3 separate regions of the Homo sapiens genome follow, and regions 1 and 2 are each linked to region 3. A link is a contact called in ENCODE Hi-C or POLR2A ChIA-PET data. All regions are on one chromosome and are shown on one strand. Each heading gives the region's core, a stretch centred on a gene start or an enhancer-like site at or near the end of the contact. The rest is flanking DNA. Distances are from core to core; before and after follow the strand shown. Region 1 holds the start of PLEKHM1 (pleckstrin homology and RUN domain containing M1). Region 2 holds the start of GJC1 (gap junction protein gamma 1). Region 3 holds the start of HEXIM2-AS1 (HEXIM2 antisense RNA 1).

Region 1 (4,330 bases), core at 1,634-4,133, 330 kb after region 3:
TCTCCACTGCCTGAATTGTGTAACTGGCTGTTCAGAGCCACAGCCTGGCTTTAAGCCATCCAACTGCTGTACCAATTGATGAGTCATGTTTTTTCAATTGGAAAAGAATGACAAAGTTATCCTCTGATTCAGAAAGGCAGCTGATCTTTCAGGCATGTGAGTGCTGACTGAGGAAACTGCACCTCTGTCCACCTGAGGAAAGCTGGATTTCTGTGATGGGTGGAGTGGTGGGGGTTGGAGCTTTGAAGCAATTAAATACCAGATGAAGGGTGAGAAACTTTTAGCTTGTGATTCCCAGACTCAGGGCTAGTGGATGAGGGCAGAATTGTGGAGTCAGTGAACACTAGCTATCTTTCTTTCCTCCCTCCTTCCTTCCATCCAGTATCACCCAGCTTTCCTGTATTCTTGTCCCATATCCCAGAGGATTCTAACAAGGACCAAACTCTGAATGAATGAAAACAGGACCGTTGCCTGACCCATTCACCATTGTATTTCTAGTACCTGGAACAGTGTTTGTCACACACTGGTGCTCAAAAAATAAGCTGTTGAATGAATTGATTAATAAAATAAAAACAAGGCACGGGGTAAGTACCTCCACTTCACACACTGTGGGAAGTTGGGGTATACAACTCTTAAGTGCTGGGGCAACTGTGGAGCTCCTGTCATTAAGCCAAGCTGCCAATAAGGCTGAAAACAACTTAAATATACTGCATATTAATGGGAGGACATTGAAGGTAAACAGCATTCACTTTTCAAAGGAATACGACTATAAGTGGCAAGCAGAGACAGTGTTCTTTGGGGCTCTTTAAAACTGCAATCAGCCAGGTGCGGCGGCTCACGCCCGTAATCCCAGCACTTTGGGAGGCCGAGGTGGGTGGATCACCTGAGGTCGGGAGTTGGAGACCAGCCTGATCAACACAGAGAAACCCCCATCTCTACTAAAAATACAAAACTAGCCGGGCATGGTGGTGTATGCCTGTAATCCCAGCTACTCGGGAGGCTGAGGCAGGAGAATCGCTTGAACCTGGGAGGCAGAGGTTGCGGTGAGCCGAGATCATGCCACTGCACTCCAGGCTGGGGAACAAGAGTAAACTCCGTCGAAAAAAAGAAAGAAAGAAAGAAAAAAGCTGCAATCAAATGGCCCACCCATCTGATGCCGGGTCCTCAGGATTCAGAGAAAATGTGTACCAAAAAGCCCCCAGGAAACTATAAATGCTGAGCATGGGACTTGGGTGCCTCTGGAATGTCCTTCTGCCTCAGCTACTCTGAGATAACATGGTTCCCTGTGTTCATGGAACCCAGATGGCCAAAAGTCAATGATCCAGCACTTAAAAGAAAAGAAAGCGATTCAAGAGCCTCTGTACCCACCTAGGCCTCAGCCTCCCCAGGACCTACTCACCTATACTCTTCACAACAGGTAACGTTGCCTCTGGCACCCATCATATCCCCTGAATTCAGCATCAGGACTGATCTGCCATCAGCTCTGGCAGGGAGAGGCCCTTACAAGTGCCAAGAAAAGGAACACGAACAATATTCTGTGACCACAGCCAACACCACACAGAACTTCCCAGAAGCTCTCCAGGGCGAGAACACCAACCAGAAGGAAGTGACAGCTTCCATCATTCTGTGCTAAGTGAGCTGAGTGAGTGGCCGTCTCTCACCTTCCAGATATTTGAATGATACCTACCATTCCAGCAGCCAGCACAAGTCATTTAATATGAATGCCAAAAACACAATCCCTGAGGACAGGTGCAGGAGACCAGATGCCAGGAAAAACCCCGGCCCCACCCAAGAGTTGGGGAGAGCCCACTGCTCCTCCACCCTTATTTACCACCTGAGCCCCTGCACCCGCCAATCATGCTGCTCAGTCTGTAACTGCGGGTCTGAGTGAGCACCTACATTTGGCTGTTGAGGGGCAGCTGGTGGAGTTGGCAGGCGACTCTGCACTAAGTTCTCAGGTTGAATGGGAGTTGGGTCGAGGGAAGCAATGGACGCAGAGTTGGGGTGAAGAGTTGCGGTGGGTCAGCGGGGGTGAAAGGACATGGAGATGTCATTTTTAACAAGATTGGGTGAGGGTGGTAGGAAAGGAGGCAGCAAGAGTTCGGGACAGTTTGGCAAAGACTTAGGGATGGGCTGTCCTCAGTACGGCAGGAGACGCAAAGGAAGGTATACAGTGGCTAGGAGACTAAGGACGAGAAGACACAGTTAAGACTTGGAATAAGGCTGAGATCGGAGTTATCCAGAAGAAAGCGGTGAGCTCAACAGGGCACCTACTTTGGGGGTGGGTCTTAGATGAGAGGGCGGAGGTAGAATGTTTGGGATGAGCAGATCTTGGGGAGCTAGACGGGGGATGGGGGTGACTGGGATAAGAAAGCTGAGCCAGAAAAGGGGAAACCTGAATGGTGGGTCTCGGGGAGGTAAGCGCGGAGCATCGGGATTACCAGAGGGGTGGGGAGAGAGGATGAGGTGTGTCAGGGCGGGGCGAAGGGACGTGGCCGAGATCGGTGTTGGAACTGGGGTAAAGTGGGGTCACGAGTGAAGCTGCATTTAAGCAAGACCGCTGGTGAGGGGATGCGGGCGCGGGCTGGGGGCTGGACAGACGGAGGGGACGGGGCCACAGCGGCGGTGCAGGGGGAAGGCTGGGTCGGAGAGGAGCGGGCGCGGGCTGGACAGGGCTGAGGGCCCTGAAGCCGGGCAGTCTCAGGGTAACCAGGGGCTGGGAATCGCGGAGGGAGCGGGAGGCCCACCGCCCGTTCGCGCCTCGGCCCTCCCACCACTCCGCCGCCCTCCTCGCATCTTGACCCCCTAACTCACCAAGCGGAGCGAGGAGCGAGGCGAGGGGCGCTCCCGGCCGCGGCAGCCCCTCAGCCTCCGAGCCGACGATGCGGTCTCTCGGCCACTGACAACAGGAAGCGGCGCCCCGGCCCCTGACGCCATCACGTTGGCTCGGCGCTCCGGCCCTGCCCCGGCCCGCGGTGCCAATCGCGCAGCCCGAAGGAGCCTTGGGGCGGGGCCAGCTGCTCCCGGAAGTCCCTGGGAGCTGAGCCCCGGGGCAGATGCGAGGTCTGGGAGGCTGGGGAACTGGGGGCGCCTGCAGGGCGCAGAGAGGCGAAGGCACCGGTGTCAGGGAGAACGCATCCGTTACCGCCCGCCTCCCGCAGGTCTGCGTCAAACTAGATCCTGGCTTCTGGGTTCCTGACCTCGTTTGGCCTCAGAACCATCTGTGCAACATTGGGGCTGTCACTTCGCCTCCCTCAGCTGAAGAGTTCCCACTTGTGAGTGGGACTAATAACGCCTGCCCTATCTTTGCCTCTCCGAGGGCAGCAGTGCAGCCCGTGGGGCGGAGCCCGGGCCCAAATTGGAGCCTCCGCCTTGCGCTTTCAGGATAAACATAGCTGTTTTGACCACACTTTATCCCAAGGGAACGCCTTGAGGTCCCCTTGGGCACTCTCCCGTGTGTAACTCGCCCATTAGCACCGCCTGGCTTGAAGCTTAGGGGTCTGGTTATTCTCTTCTAGCCCGTGTAGAGGATTTCTTTCTTCCTTTCTGCTTTTTTTTTGAGACAGGGTCTCACTCTGTCGCCCAGACTGGAGTGCTGTGGCACGATCACGGCTCACCACAGCTTTGACCTCACGGACTAAGTGGTTCTCCCACCTCAGCCTCCAAGCAGCTGGGACTACAGGCGTGCACCACCACGCCCAGCTAATTTTTTCTTTTTTCTTTTTTTTTTTTTTTTTGCGACGGAGTCTGGCTCTGTCGCCCAGGCTGGAGTGCAATGGCGCGATCTCGGCTCACTGCAAGCTCCGCCTCCTGGATTGACGCCATTCTCCTGCCTCAGCCTCCCGAGTAGCTGGGACTACAGGAGCCCGCCACCACGCCCGGCTAATTTTTTTATGTTTTTAGTAGAGATGGGGTTTCACCGTGTTAGCCAGGATGGTCTCGATCTCCTGACCTGGTGATCCACCCGCCTCGGCCTCCCAAAGTGCTGGGATCACAGGCGTGAGCCACCGCGCCCGGCCAATCTTTTCATTTTTAAAAAAATTTGTTTATTTTGTAGAGACAGGGGTCTCACTGTGTTACCTAACCTGGTCTCCAACTCCTGGCCTCAGGCGATCCTCCTGACTCGGCCTCCCAAAGTGCTGGGATTACAGGCATGAACCACCACACCTGGCCTGTATATCTTCTTTCTAACGCAAAAGTGACATTTCTCTTTCAGATGAACTCGGAACAAAATGTCATAAGTGGTGGCCACAGGTAGTGAAGAGCAGGGCAGGGAGTGTTGGCAGGGACCCATGCTCTGGACACTTTATACTTGCAGGCTTTGGTCAAT
Region 2 (4,300 bases), core at 87-2,586, 330 kb before region 3:
CTTTCATTTATGTAGTTTGATTTTTTATAGCGCTTTCACATATATTCACTTGAACGTATACACGACACAAACATATAACAAATTTAGACTTATCAGGCATACAAGATGACCCTCAGCCTGAACTTATTCAAACTTAACTTACTCGATTTCACATCGTCTTGATGCTAACAAAATTAAGCATGAGCATAATGAAATCGGTATCACTGCCAGTTCTCAATGAACAAAAAGAAAACCAAATTCGCCCATTTCGCAAAGGAAAAGTACTCCCAATCAGACAATCGCAAAAAAAAGAACAAAATCTAAACCATACATTCACGTACATCTTTTCAACTCAGAGCTCCAAACGCAGCCGCCAACCACACAACTGCCCACAATCACAGCGGTAGCGCCTACTCTTAATTTTGAAGCTAGAGACTTAAGGAAACACACACACACACAAAACAGTTCTCAAGTTTGACAAAGTGGGGGAAAAGTCATTTTAAGTAAAGACAACGAGTTAATCAGGAGGCGATGAGCCCAGTCCTTCCGCCCCGCTTTCCCGCTTCCAGCCCTCGAACGAACCCTCCTCTAACCCCCGGGAGGCAGGAGTTCCAGCGGGGAGATGCGGGAAGCCTCAGACGAGCCCGCACGCCGCCGGAGACGCAGGGATCGAGGTCGGGGAGACAAAGAGCAGCCCGCGAAGAGCCCGGGCGGCGAGGGGCGGCCCGGCTCCGCCCTGCGCCCCTAACCGCCCGGGTAGTTGTCGGCACCGCCGGGGCGCCGCCGAGTGCGCGCCGCTTCTGTCCGGGCTCCCCGACCGTCGCCCGACACCTCCGCGGCCCAGGACACCCCCGAGCCGTTTCCCTCCCGATTTGGGAGCCGCGCGCCTGGGGACAAAGAGGGAGGGTGCGCCGGGGACAGTGGCAGGACGCGGGCCGGCGACGCCCCTCCGGACTCGGCGGGAACCCCTCGGCGGCGCCCCCCTCCTTCTCCCGCTCTGGCCGCGCTCCTCCCCGGACCTCCGGAGGTTCTCCTCGGCCCCTCCCCGGGCTCCCCAAGAGTTCTCCCGCCTCCCCCTGGGACCCCGCCCCTGGCCCGCTTCTCCTCAGCCGGCCCTGCGGCCGCCCCTCACCCGGCGGCGGGTTCCCCCGGAGCCGCCTCCTCCGCCGGGCCTCGGCCCGTCCCGCCGGTCGCGGCCTCATGTGCCCCGCGTCGCCATCGCCTTCACCCTCGCCTCTCCTCCACCTCCTCCGCCGCTGCCGCCTTCGCCTCAGTCTCCAGCCGAGGCAGAAGCCGCTCCCGCCGCTGCCGCCGCCGCCGCCGCCTCCCGCTCCCGCCGCCGCGACCCGCGGGAAGGCGCCTGCGCACTGCGCGCTGCGGTGGGGGCGGGGGCGTCCCGCCGCGGCCCGGGAGCGGGGGGCGCGCGGCACGTGGCGCTCGAGTGGGAGGGGGGCGCCCCAGAACGCGCGGGAAGCGACGCGAGCGCCAACTTTCCGCGGTCGAGTCCTCGCCGCTCTCTCGGATAGTCCGGGACGCGGCGGAGGCGCGGCGCGCGTGGGAGTCACCCGCGTGGAGTCTGGACCCCGGGTGGGCGCAGACTTCGCTCCGGACAGTTCATTCTTCCAAGCTGATTTTCGGGCGAGAGTCCCCCGCCAGCCGCGCCTCAGTTTGAGCGGGCCGCTAACGGCGCCGTGGGTTCTCGCCTTACCTGGGTATCCTGGGTTGGTTTAGCGGGCCCAGAGTTGTCTTCTGCGCGCTCCGCCGAGGCCTTGGTCCATTGTAGCACGGGATGCTAATGTCTCCTCCCAGGTTCTGCTCTACAATTCCTCGAGGATCTGGCGGGCCCTGCGTGGATCTAGCTAGAGTCGGGGCTCTTAGCAGTGCTCTAGATACTTTTCAGGTCCTGAACTTCTCGGATTAGCAAGACCCTAATAGGCTATTTCCTCTTAACTCTTTGCATCCCAGCAGGATCCCATTCAGAGGACTTGGGAAAAATTTTCATGCATAGGAATCCCCAGTTTTAAAATGCCCAGTAGGAAACCGAAAATTCTCCAAATGCTTTAAGTAGAGTAAGACTTTGGGTAATAAAGGAAGGCTCAGTAAAGAGATGGGCGACCTCTGGAATGATCTCATCTGAGCATCAGAATGCCGATGGACAGGCTTTTATTATTTTGCCCTTTTGACCAGAGGGGAAATTAAGCGCTAACAAGTGAGGTTACTTGCTGCAAGTCAAACTCCCCCACCCAAAGCCAAGCCCTAAGGGGTAGCCCCAGAGTGGAAATCTTGAAGGCTAGGCATCTAATGCACTGACCAGTTTTGTGTGGCCAGTATGTTTTCCAAAAATATGAATTAGTTACCAAAATATTAAAATCCAGATTTCTGGCCTCCCTAAAAAGTCAAAAGCTGCTTACTTTGAGCTTCTCTTTTCACATGGCAGCTCCTCTTGAGTCACCTTGTCCGGGTAGGCAATGTCCCCACTCAGCTGCTTAAATCATTTCATGACCTGCTTGGCCTCGGAGCATTTAAGTACTTCTCCCTGTGATTGCTGTAGTCTGTCCCCACGCCTTATCACATTGCCTCTCTACAGATGTATTTAAAATGACAAGTGTGGGATGGGCGCGGTGGCTCACGCCTGTAATTCCAGCACTTTGGGAGGCCTAGGCAGGCGGATTGCTTGAGCCCTGGGGTTCCAGACCAGCCTGGACAATATGGCAAAACCCCCATCTCTACAAAAAATACAAAAATTAGCCGGGTGTGGTGACGCGCACCTGTGATCCTAGCTACTCCAAGCATGAGGTGGGAGGATCGCTTGAGCCCGGGAGGTCAAGGCTGCAGTAAGCTGAGATAGCGCCACTGCACTCCAGCCTGAGCGACAGAGTGAGACCCTGTCTCAAAAAAATAAGTGAAAAAAATAAAATGACCAGGGTGAAAACTCTGAAAATACCTGGAAATAATAAATAGCATGTAACTAAAATAACACAGGAAACAACATCATTGTACCTGTTGAATAAAATATTAAAATTCTCACAGCCTGCAACTGTAAACTAGTACAAATAACTTTTTTGTTTTGTTTTGTTTTGAGGGAGAGTCTCACTCTGTCGCCAGGCTGGAGTGCAGTGGGCGCCATCTAGGCTCACTGCAAGCTCCACCTCCCCGGTTCAAGCAATTCTCCTGCCTCAGCCTCCCGAGTAGCTGGGACTACAGGCGCACGCAACCACGCCCAACTAATTTTTGTATTTTTAGTAGAGACAGGGTTTCACCATGTTGGCCAGGATGGTCTCGATCTCCTGACCTTGTGATCCGCCTGCCTCGGCCTCCCAAAGTGCTGGGATTACAGGCATGAGCCACCGTGCCTGGCCTAAATCACTTTGTTGTTGTTTTTGCAACAGAGTCTCACTCTGTCGCCCACGCTGGAGTGCAGTGGGGTGATCTCGGCTCACTGCGATGTCCGCCTCCCAGGTTCAAAAGATTCTACTACCTCAGCCTCCGGAGTAGCTGGGAATACAGGTGCCCGCCATCATGCCTGGCTAATTTTTGTATTTTTAGTAGAAAGGGGGTTTCACCATGTTGGCCAGGCTGGTCTCAAATCCTGACCTCAAGTGATCTGCCCGCCTTGGCCTCCCAAAGAGCTGGGATTACAGACATGAGCCACCGTGCCCAGCGGACTTTGCAAAACTGGCAATATCTACTGTTGAGGCTCAGAAAATGATTTCCCAGGGCGTGGTGGCTGTAGTCCCAGCTACTCAGGAAACTGCAGTGGGCTATGATTATGCCACTACACTCCAGCCTGGAAGACAGAGCGAGACCCCATCTCTTTAAAAAAGAAAGAAAGAAAACAATATCCCAAAGTATGGAGCTTTGGCGTGCTGAGTGCTTTGAACTAAAGGAGATTGGAAGGCCTCAGAAGCAAAGTCTCTCTCTGACCTTCTCCTGCCCTCCTGTCTCCCGCCCCTTTCTCCCCTGAAGCGAGTCATAGAAATAAAAATTCCTCTTCCCCAAGGCGGGTCATAGAAACTAGAACCCCTCTCCCCCAAAGCAAGCCATAAAACCAGAAAGGTCACTCTCCCCCTTCTCTCCTCCCCCTTGAAGACCCTCATTCCAGAGGAACCAGGAAGGAATACCCTGGAGGAAGGAATGTTACACTGGGAAGCCAAGAAGAATTTGAACCGACAAGCCTTGTTGGGTTCCCCGCTCAGTCTGTTAAATTAGATCATACCCCTTTTGTCTGATCACATTCTGCTTGTCCATTCTGCATTGAACCTAAGCATAAAAACAATTGTTCTAGGGTATTGAGGGTGTGTGTGTGTGTGTGTGTGTGTGT
Region 3 (3,986 bases), core at 72-2,571:
TTTATTCTTTCAAAGCAGGTCTCCTCATCTCTTAAACGCTATACATATGAAGTAGATAAAAACTGGTTTCTTTTTTGGTAGCATTTAGGATCTACAAAAGTGATCCTTCAATTACTTGGAATTTCAAAAAATTGAGGTTACCTAGTAACAATGCACCAGTAGAACACAAAATACTCTGACTTTGTTTAGTCTGTGGGAAAAGAAAAATCTTTAAACTGGAAAGATTTTGTAGTCTTACAAAGATTACATTGGAATTGGAATTACTGTAGTTCGTTTTTCCCTCTAGGAGGGCAGCCATTTCTCTAAAAGTTGTGTAAAAGTTAAGACTAGGATTTCAAAATGCAAGCAGATGTTGATGAAGCATACGAAATGGGCAACTCCGTTTCTATTTCGGAGCCGCAGCGACTCCGACTTTGTGCCCCAACCCTGTAAAGGGCAAAACCTCATCCCTTCGGTGTAAACTTTCAAGAGAAGTGGGGCAGCACACTTTAGGCGTTTCACCAAGAGGCTGGCGACATGCTAGGTCAGGTTGTCCGGAGAATCGGGGCTGAATGGGAGAGATCTTGAGGGCAAGAGCCTCAGAGACCTTCAGGCACCGAGCTCGTGAAGGTTTCCAAGTGCCCCTCTCTAGCTGCTCCCAGGGGGAATTAGTGGTTGCTACAGTAGTTTAAGAGGGTCGTGGTTTTTCGCAACCCGGGCGGCGAGATGGCGCTTTGGTGTAAGCGAGGTAAGGTGGGTGCACTGGGATCTCCGCTCTCGGAGCCTCCAGCTGACTGCCACGCCGACTTGTGGCCAGACCTGCGACCTCCGCCCTCCCCCGCGGCGCCAGCCTCTGGAATCTGGCGTCGCCCCCACCTCTCCAGTCGAAGTGGGAGTCCCTCTGTGCGGGGCCTCGCCGCCATACCCAGGCCGAATGGGGGTGGGGAGGGAAGCTGGCAGAGCTCGGCCTCAGGATCCGCGCCCCTGTGGAAAGACCGCAGAGGGAAGCCGTTTCACCAGCCTCTCCCCTTCTGGGGTCTCGGGAAACACGCGGTAATTACCGAAGAACCCCGCACTCTGTGAGAGGCGAGGCTGCGGGGCTGCCGGGACGGTTTGAGGACCGGGCTCGGCCGAGGAGACTCCAACCTTCACCCTCCCTGGCCCCCGGTCCCACTTCCCGCCGTCTCCCGGCGCCGCCACTTCAGGTAGCCCACTCGGCCCGGCCTCTCCCCGCGCCCGGACCACCCCCCACGGGGTGCTCTCACTGCGCAGCGAGTCCCTCCGCTGCCTCCTCCCAGCCCAAAATGGCGGCGATGGCCGCCGAGCTTCTCGTCGCCTTCCTCAAAGGCCAAGGATCCCTCCGCGCCTGCTGCCCCGCCCACCTTAGCCGGATCTATTTTCTGCCCCGTAAAGATTAACGCCATCAATGAACTCTTTAATTGAGTTCGGAGAAGGCGGGTCCAGTTGTGCCTCCTCACAGCTAATCGTTGCCAAAAAAGCGAGAATATTGGCAGAAGGCTTGACCAATCAAAGAAGGCAGTGATGCGCGCGCGGTCTGCCCCCGCGCAAGGGTAGATGGGTTTTGGAGTCTCGGGTGTGGCTGTTGACGTTACAGGCCCTTGGATCGCTTTTCAGGCCAGAAGAACTACAATCCCCAGCAGGCACCGCGCGTCCAGGCTCTCTCTTCCCCCCCATCTTAGTGGCCTGAGCGGCTTGACCAGAGCTGCTGCAACTGCAGCAAGAGGTAGGGCTCAGGCGTTGGGAATTGCACCGACAGGCAGTCGCACAGAAAGGCACACAGATGTAGTGGTGTGCATAGCCCTTGACAGCGAATAGGTCAGTTCCACCTTTGCAAAACCTCTTTCCATGACTGTCTCCCTTCTTCCAAGAAATCCATCCTTATCCTAGTTGGGTTTCCCTCCCAGCTGCATGTAGTGCAAAGACCTCTTTCCCCTTTTCTCCTGTTTCCCTTTCTGAGAGGAAGGAGGGAGGCAGGCCAGGACCTTAGAGGAAAAGTCCTCAGCACTAGGCTGGCCCAGGTCCCAGCTGTGCTTCTGGCCTTTGGAGCCCAGCTTGGGGAGAAGGTTGGGGGTGCAGGGCTGCATCAAGATTGGGGCCACTGGAGACAGTGGGGAAGGACTCGTGAGCTTGCTCCATGTTCTCCCGTGGCAGCAGCAGCCCCGCTGCACTCCCAGCCTCCCCAGGCAGTCCTCCTTTGCCCCTTTGGTGGTTGGGGAAACAAAACTTACACCTGGCTTCCTGGCTGCCAACCTGGGCCTCGGTGACTTCCAGGAGGACAGTACAGGACATGAGTCCTGGTGAGGGACCCGAGGAGCAGGACAGAGAAGACGGCCCCTGAATCCCATTTGGCCCCTTGCTGGCTGGAGGTGTGAAAACCAGCGGTGGAGGCAGCCTTCGGGGCCTGCATTTGAGAATAAGGGTATGAAGGGCTGGGGTACAAAATGGCTGCCACTGCCTGGGCAAACAATTCTGGGCAGCCAGAGTATTCCTGACGTTCCTTCAGGATTTAGGTTTCTGTTGTTGTTCAAAGCAGGTGTCACTAGTTCCAGGCGTCTGCTGAAAGATTTGGAACAGAAGATGATGGCCACTCCGAACCAGACCGCCTGTAATGCAGAGTCACCAGTGGCCCTGGAGGAGGCCAAGGTAAGTCCCTGCCCTCCTGCCCACCCAAGCACCACGAGCACGGGTCCCACAGCTGAGATCCAAACTTCTTGTCCCAGATGTGTTGGTAGATTTGGAAAACCAGTATTTTGACGAATCAGTACTATGCACTAGGCAATAGGCCGGAATCCCAGTCTATGCTAGCTGATGAAATCTTAGTAACTGGCCGGGTGCGGTGGCTCACACCTGTAATCCCAGCACTTTGGGAGGCCTAGGTGGGTGGATCACCTGAGGTCAGGAGTTCGAGACCAGCCTGACCAACATGGCAAAACCCTGGCTGTACTGAAAATGCAAAATTAGCCTGGCATAGTGGTGGCGCATGCCTGTGATCCCAGCTACTTGGGAGGTTGAGGCAGGAGAATCGCTTGAACCCAGGGGTCGGAGGTTGCAGTGAGCCAAGATCTCGCAATTGCACTCCAGCCTGGGCGTCAGAGCGAGACTCCGTCTCAAAAAAAAAAAAAAAAAAAAAAAATCCTAGTAACCCTTTCAGGTAGGAATTATTTCCAATTCCCAGAAGCTAAGGTTCTGAGACCTGAAATACCTGTTCCAGAATCATGCTATCTACAAGCAACAGACCCAGGGTTTAAACTTAGGGCCTTCTGACAACAGAACATTGCCTTGACCTCAAGTCCAAAGAGGGCATGGAGGGACTGGGTTGAATGTTTACATTTTGTCCAGGCTAAGAACCAAGTCTGAAGCAGGAAGAAGAGTTTTTGGTTCATAATTTGGAATGGACCCAGGCAGGCAATTCACTTGAGACCAGAAGTTCAAGACCAGCCTGGCCAACATGGTGAAACCTCATCTCTACTAAAAATACAAAAATTAGCTGGGCATGGTGGCACATGCCTGTAATACCAGCTACTCAGGAGGCTGATGCACCAGAATCACTTGAACCCAGGATGCAGAGGTTGCAGTGAGCTGAGATCACACCACTGCACTTTAGCCTGGGCGACAGAGTGACACTCCATCTCAAAAAAGAAACAAAAACAAAAACAGGCCAGGCGCAGTGGCTCACGCCTGTAATCCTAGCACTTTTGGAGGCTGAGGTGGGTGGATCACCTGAGGTCAAGAGTTCAAGACCAGCCTGGCCAACATGGTGAAACTCTGTCTCTACTAAAAATACAAAAATTAGATGGGCGTAATGACAGGCGGCTGTAATCCCAGCGACTCAGGAGGCTGAAGCAGGAGAATCACTTGAACCCATGAGGCAGAAGTTGCAGTGAGCTGAGATTGTGCCATTGCACTCCAGCTTGGGCAACAAGAACAAAACTCTCTCAAAAAAAAAAAAATGCTGGAAGCCGGGTGCAGTGGCTCACGCCTGTAAT

The links. A loop is a pair of places that touch in the nucleus more often than their neighbours do. ChIA-PET counts read pairs that join two places held with the same protein, here RNA polymerase II (POLR2A). Pooled maps may share reads with other maps.
Region 1: a pooled map shows a loop between it and region 3 (4-fold over the local background). The contact joins the promoter of PLEKHM1 here to the promoter of HEXIM2-AS1 in region 3. A Hi-C loop is called at or near these places in 1 of 50 pooled maps. POLR2A ChIA-PET finds 5 or more read pairs at or near these places in 3 of 52 experiments (B cell, activated CD8-positive, alpha-beta memory T cell and endothelial cell of umbilical vein).
Region 2: a loop to region 3 is called in a pooled map, with 3 times the contacts of the local background. The contact joins the promoter of GJC1 here to the promoter of HEXIM2-AS1 in region 3. A Hi-C loop is called at or near these places in 2 of 50 pooled maps. POLR2A ChIA-PET finds 5 or more read pairs at or near these places in 5 of 52 experiments (GM10248, GM12878, K562 and 2 more).

Annotation. Positions count from the first base shown.
Region 1 is chr17:45,487,838-45,492,167 of GRCh38, forward strand. It overlaps PLEKHM1 (pleckstrin homology and RUN domain containing M1), which reads right to left and starts at 2,884. Exons shown (of 12, transcript NM_014798.3): 1 at 2,815-2,884. LOC105369225 (a long non-coding RNA gene) reads left to right here and starts at 3,035. Exons shown (of 5, transcript XR_002958152.2): 1 at 3,035-4,330.
Region 2 is chr17:44,828,951-44,833,250 of GRCh38, forward strand. GJC1 (gap junction protein gamma 1) reads right to left here and starts at 1,337. Exons shown (of 3, transcript NM_005497.4): 1 at 1,112-1,337. RefSeq lists a silencer at 650-939 and enhancers at 995-1,968, 1,969-2,942.
Region 3 is chr17:45,160,217-45,164,202 of GRCh38, forward strand. HEXIM2-AS1 (HEXIM2 antisense RNA 1) reads right to left here and starts at 1,322. Exons shown (of 3, transcript NR_186789.1): 1 at 1,245-1,322. HEXIM2 (HEXIM P-TEFb complex subunit 2) reads left to right here and starts at 1,659. Exons shown (of 4, transcript NM_001303441.2): 1 at 1,659-1,815; 2 at 2,272-2,419; 3 at 2,534-2,643. The coding sequence starts at 2,578. RefSeq lists enhancers at 294-909, 910-1,525, 1,179-1,408, 1,526-2,141, 1,559-1,758 and 1 more.